Linked DNA regions of Homo sapiens: region 1 is linked to region 2. Evidence: chromatin contacts called from ENCODE Hi-C data. All regions are on one chromosome and are shown on one strand. Each heading gives the region's core, a stretch centred on a gene start or an enhancer-like site at or near the end of the contact. The rest is flanking DNA. Distances are from core to core; before and after follow the strand shown.

Region 1 (2,700 bases), core at 72-2,571, 1.2 Mb after region 2:
CTCACTGCAGCCTCAGCCTCCCGGGTTCAAGCAATTCTCCTGCCTTAGCCTCCCGAGTAGCTGGGACTACAGGTGTGCACTGCCACGCCCGGCTAATTTTTGTATTTTTAGTAGAGACGGGATTTCACTATGTTGGCCAGGATAGTCTTGATCTCCTAACCTTGTGATCCGCCCACCTCGGTCTCCCAAAGTGTTGGGATTACAGGCATAAGCCACCGCGCCCAGCCTCTTTTTTTTTTTTTTTTTTTTTTTTTTTTTTAATTTTTAATGCTGATCAAACTCACTAAATTGGTTTCATGATTCACTAGTGGATTGAGGCCTACAGTTTGAGACTTACTGATCTATTTTAATCCTCATGTGTTATAGAGCAGGAAACCAAAGCCAAGAAGGTTAAGTGATCCGGCCAAGGTCACACACACAGTTACTGCCCGGTGGCAGAGCCAAGACTAAAACTCTGGTAGCAAAATCATCTAACTTAGCTAATTATTAATAATAAACACTCTTCTTGCAAAATGCTGTGCTAGTACTGTGAACAGTGCATGCTGTTACAAAAACATAGTTTTTTTTAATGGTAGAAAGTTAAAGTCTTTCAAATTAGAATTAAATAGAATGTCATTCCCCAAATCCCCGTATACATATTTTCAGTTTCAAATTCCAGTGTCTAGAGGGCTAAGTCCATATATATGTGTATATGTATATGTGTGTATGTGTGTGGATATGTATATATGTTTGTTTTAAATTACATCTGTAATTTGGCTCTAATGTGCAGGCTCATGTAAACTTCTCTTTACTGATGTTTCCAATGCAATAGAAAAAAAACCTGAGCAACCAGTCCTTCCAAAGATCTTTAGTTAAGCCTTCATGGTCAAAGAAGGGCAGTGAGCAGCTCTGGGATTCAAAGGGGCCTCTCAGTTACACAAGAGGGGACTCCACTGAGGTATGAATAAGAAGTGGGATGCATCGGACAGAAAAAGCCAAGTAGCAATAGTGTGAGGCTAGAACGTCCTCTGCAAACCTCAACCACATCACAGCCCATCATTCTTGGATGTCTCCCCATCAAATAACTACACCCATAGCAACTACAGTTGACTACAGTTGACTCTGACCTCACCACCCCTGTAAGAGTAATAATTCCAGTAAGAGAAGTTCGTCTTTAAAAATATAGCCCTAAATCTCGGCAACCAGCATACTTTCTTTCAATAAAAGCATGGGTGCTTTCCTGTTCCACCTATTTTTATCCTGTAGAAAAAAAAAAGTCCCTTCCAGCCAATGCAAATACTCTCTCACTCTCTGCCTCACCAGCAGCAAGGCGGGTTGCAAACCTGCACAGGATATAGAACTGAGGAGGCAGTGTGCCTGATTTTGCTGTCGTGTTATTCTTTTCATTGATATGGTACCTTTCCAGCGGTTCACATGTCAGCTGATGAAAGCAGCTGTGACCTTTTACAACAATTGGCCTCTGTCTTTACATTGGCTGTCTTTGCTTTACTGGGATTCATGAAGATCACCTTGGGGGCATCTTTCAACCCATTCCTGTGAAATGGCAACCGAACAGAAAATGGCACAAAGGGAAAGAGACAACATTTGTGGATACACTGAGGGATAGATATTGGTACTTTTAGTTTGTGAATGTAAAAATGTCACAGGTCATTTCTGAGCATATTCCAGCTGGAGGCAAGAAATGCTTTGGGGTAAACATATGAACCACATGTGCAGAAGCACTGAAAATTAGGTATAAAAGTCATATATGCAAAATTGCCACAAAACTTCCTGCTGTGATCATTTGGAAATCACCTTGGAGTATAGGTTTCTGGCTCATTTTCCAAGCTATGCAATTCCTTTCCAGAAACCCCTAGGCAGCACTGCCTCCCTCCCCTAGGTCCACCCTACCTCAGCAAAGCACAGTGAATGTCCTAATTCCTGGGACAGCTCCTTTTGGGGAAATAGGAAGAATAGATCAGAGGGTTTGATTATAAGCTTTAAAAATCAATTTTAAAAATTGATATAGTTCTGTGCTTTCTGAAGACGGATATCTTAAATAGTGCCTAACTATGTTTGTTTTGGCAGATACGTGGGTGACTCTCGCATTGGCAGACATCCATATCCGTATTTATGGCAAATATGTCAGCATTTAATCCATCCCAGTGTCTGTGAAGGAATCAACAATTACAAGTTATCGTCTCTCTCTTATTATATTGTTTTACTTCTTTTCAAAGACTGACACAGAAATTGCCATGAAATGGAGAATAATCAATCCTCAGTAGAAAATAGAATACCAAATCTTACAGCTCGGTAGATGGCTGGTCTATGTAATCTTTGTTTCATTTCTCAGCTCCTCTTTGAGTGACTCAGTGTAGCACCCCACAATTCAATATTAGCAAGGAGGTGTCATTTCACAGGAATGACTGCTATCATTGGGAGGGAAGGTCCATAAACTAGATTTCCTACTGATGACATCAGCAATTCTGTGACATTTAAAGAAAAAGAATTGAGTACCATTTCCAAAAGGGATGAGTACCTTTGAAGAAATAATATTACCCTTATTTTAACTTCCATGCTTCAGTTCATCCCTAACAGATAGGTGCACTGAGGAACCTGTATCTGTAATGTGAACAATATACCTCCTTTAATATCAGTCCCAGGTGAAATTAAACCAATCAGGAAGCGCATGACAATATCTCTGATATTAAGAGTCAAATG
Region 2 (2,700 bases), core at 85-2,584:
TTCCCTCCATCACAGGTTATGGAAACAACTGAAATCCTAATGAAAACCTTAAACAGTAGCCAAGTTGGACTGGGAGAACCTAGCTGAGAGGGCCCCCTACCCCGTGCATATCACTCCAGACCCCTGTAGATGGTGCACAGTGCTGATAAAACCAGGAACAGAGAGGGAAGTGGGAAGAGGCCGGAGGGAGGAGAGGCAGGAAATGCCAAGAAGTCAGGCACCAAGCTCCTGCCTTTAAACACTCTCACAAACAGGACCCCTTCCCACGATGTCCTGGTGAGAGGAAGATGAGAATCTATTTGTTGGCCAAACACTGGCAATCAGAGAACTTTTCTTAGCAACTTGATCCTGGTCAGAGTGTGTTGCTTTGGGTTGAGAAATGGCAGCTGGCCTCCTGACTCTGAAAGGCTTCAACACTTTGGCAGGAAGTGACTGTGGCAGGAGCACCAGCAGGGCCGGCCTGAGCCATCTCCCATCGGCGCCTCCCTCGCTGCTACCCAGCCCCAACCCAGTAAGAGTGCTGGCCCCAGACCTCTACCTCCAGCTCCTTCCAAATACAACTTTCTGAGTTCCTCTAGAAAAAGCCAAAAGTCATCCCAAGAAGTAAATCTCTAAGAAAATATCAGCCACCATGGCAAGCTGGAGGAGAAAGAGTTTGGGGCTGATGGCCACCTAGTCCATTGAAGTTTAGTACTGGCTCACAGATCAGCTTGGTAAGACTGTCAATAACTTAATCTAGAAGAATCTATGTAGAGATAGCTAGATCTTACCTGCCCTAACTCAACCCACAAAGGATTTGCAGCAGCTAATTCCAAGTAATCACTGTGAGAGCCCCAGCTCTGAGAGGCTCTAGGGATTCTTTTGCATTTGGCCTGATCAGTGCCTGTGTGTTCATTTTTCTTGGGGAAACATCTGCCGCCCACAGGAAGAGCACCTGACGCCAGCCCACCTGGCCCATTCGAGTGCCTGCAACCCTGCCCTGCTTCAGGAATGAACATATCCCGGGACGGTCTGGTGAGACCCAGTCCTAGGCCCCCCTCACCCCTGGAGTTGCAGCAAATCAGGAGCAAGCCTGGAGCTGCCAGCACCATAGGGAGAGCCCATCTGAGAGGGCATCAACCCAGGGAAAGCAGCTCCCTATATATCCTCAAGGCCTGGATCCAGCAGTGACTGGAGCCAGTTTCCCCAAGTGTTTCAGCTACATGAGCCAATACACTCTTGCTCATTTAAGACAACGTGAGTTGGGTTTCTGTTAACTTGCTACGGAAAGAGTCCTGACTAATGAAGACACCACCCAAAGAGGCCCCCAACCAAGGTCTCCAGGACTGCTCAGCCATGAACGCAGGGCAGCCCGACTGCACGCACCTGCACCGTCTTGGTCTGGATGCCCACGATGCCACCACACTTCTCCTCGACCTGCATGTGCTCAGAGATCACACACTTCTGCATCGTCGTGATCTTCTGTGTCAAAACGCACAGGACCTCATTCCTTCCTTCCAGCACCTGCTGGAGCACAGGGTTTCTCAGATTTATTGTTCTGAAAAAGAAAAACGGATGTGAGTGGCTTAGTGCCTCAGGGGACATTGGTGTAGTGTGAATTTCCTCTTGCACAGCAGGCAGCTGAGGAGTGAGCAGGTGACAGCCAGGCTTTGTTGATTTCCTCATGATGAAAGGGGTGGCAGGTCACCTGGAAAGACATAAACCAAACTCTCTTGAGGCCACCTCAGAGCTGCCGGGCCTCTGGGGGCCAGGCTAGATGCCAGAGGGAAGGGGGCTTTCAGTCAAACAGCAGCGCCGGTTGTCAAGGAGAAGAAAAGAAAATCAACCAGGGCCAGGCGTGGTGGCTCACACCTGTAATCCCAGCACTTTGGGAGGCTGAGGCAGGCAGATCACTTGAGGTCAAGAGTTCGAGACCAGCCTGGCCAACATGGTGAAACCCTGTCTCCACCAAAAATACAAAAATTAGCCAGGCGTGGTGGCACACACCTGTAATCCTAGCTACTAAGGAGGCTGAGGCACGAGAATCGCTTGAACCTGGGAGGCGGAATTTGCAATGAGCTGAGATCATGCCATTGCGCTCCAGCCAGGGCAACAGAGCAAGACTCCATCTCAAAAAAAAAAAGGAAAAGAAAAGAAAACTAACCAGGAAGGAAACTGCAATCCATGTACCTTAGACCCTGGAAACTCCACTTTTTTATTTAATCAGAGCTGAAGGATGTCAGACGTCACAGCCATGGCCCAGGGAATACAGGATTATGATGGGAGGAATGGTGACCAATTGCTTCTCATTGAGAAAGGAATAGGCCTAAAGTATGAGTAGCAAGAAGGAAATTAGATTTGAACTAAGAGGAAACTTCTTAACCTGTCTAGGAAAGATGTTTCATCTCTTAGAAGGGGTTTGATGTCTTTTTACACATGGGGAAACTGAGGCTGGTTATGCATGGCCTATCCAGAGTCACTCAGCAGAGATTTGGGGCTCCCACCCAGCCACTTGAAATTCTGCAAACTTTCAAGAACAGACTAAATTTTTATTTACAGGAGATGATTTCATGCTTAGAAGCAAATGATGAAATAACTTCTCTGGAGATCTCATTCAATACTATGATTCTATGAAATGGACAGGAAAAGAACCAAACTAGAGTTGGTGACAGCACAAGAAAAATTATGGTATCCATGCTGGTCTTTTTTTAAGAGGTTAGT

The links. Hi-C counts contacts between places; a loop is a spot of excess contacts on that map. Pooled maps may share reads with other maps.
Region 1: a loop to region 2 is called in a map with no recorded cell type, with 8 times the contacts of the local background. The contact joins two enhancer-like sites. A Hi-C loop is called at or near these places in 2 of 37 single-sample maps with no recorded cell type and 2 of 50 pooled maps.

Annotation. Positions count from the first base shown.
Region 1 is chr7:25,963,515-25,966,214 of GRCh38, forward strand. All of the region lies in intron 6 of LOC105375199 (a long non-coding RNA gene), which reads right to left. Among named protein-coding and RNA genes, the nearest start is that of MIR148A, 15 kb to the left of the region's middle. RefSeq lists an enhancer at 1,121-1,260. Within about 2 kb of position 1,322, at least 5 of the 41 ENCODE cell types and tissues checked have a DNase peak (open chromatin) inside an H3K27ac peak, as active enhancers do.
Region 2 is chr7:24,717,682-24,720,381 of GRCh38, forward strand. It overlaps GSDME (gasdermin E), which reads right to left. Exons shown (of 10, transcript NM_001127453.2): 4 at 1,366-1,537. Among named protein-coding and RNA genes, the nearest start is that of GSDME, 38 kb to the right of the region's middle. RefSeq lists enhancers at 1-586, 873-1,072, 1,193-1,382. Within about 2 kb of position 1,335, at least 4 of the 41 ENCODE cell types and tissues checked have a DNase peak (open chromatin) inside an H3K27ac peak, as active enhancers do.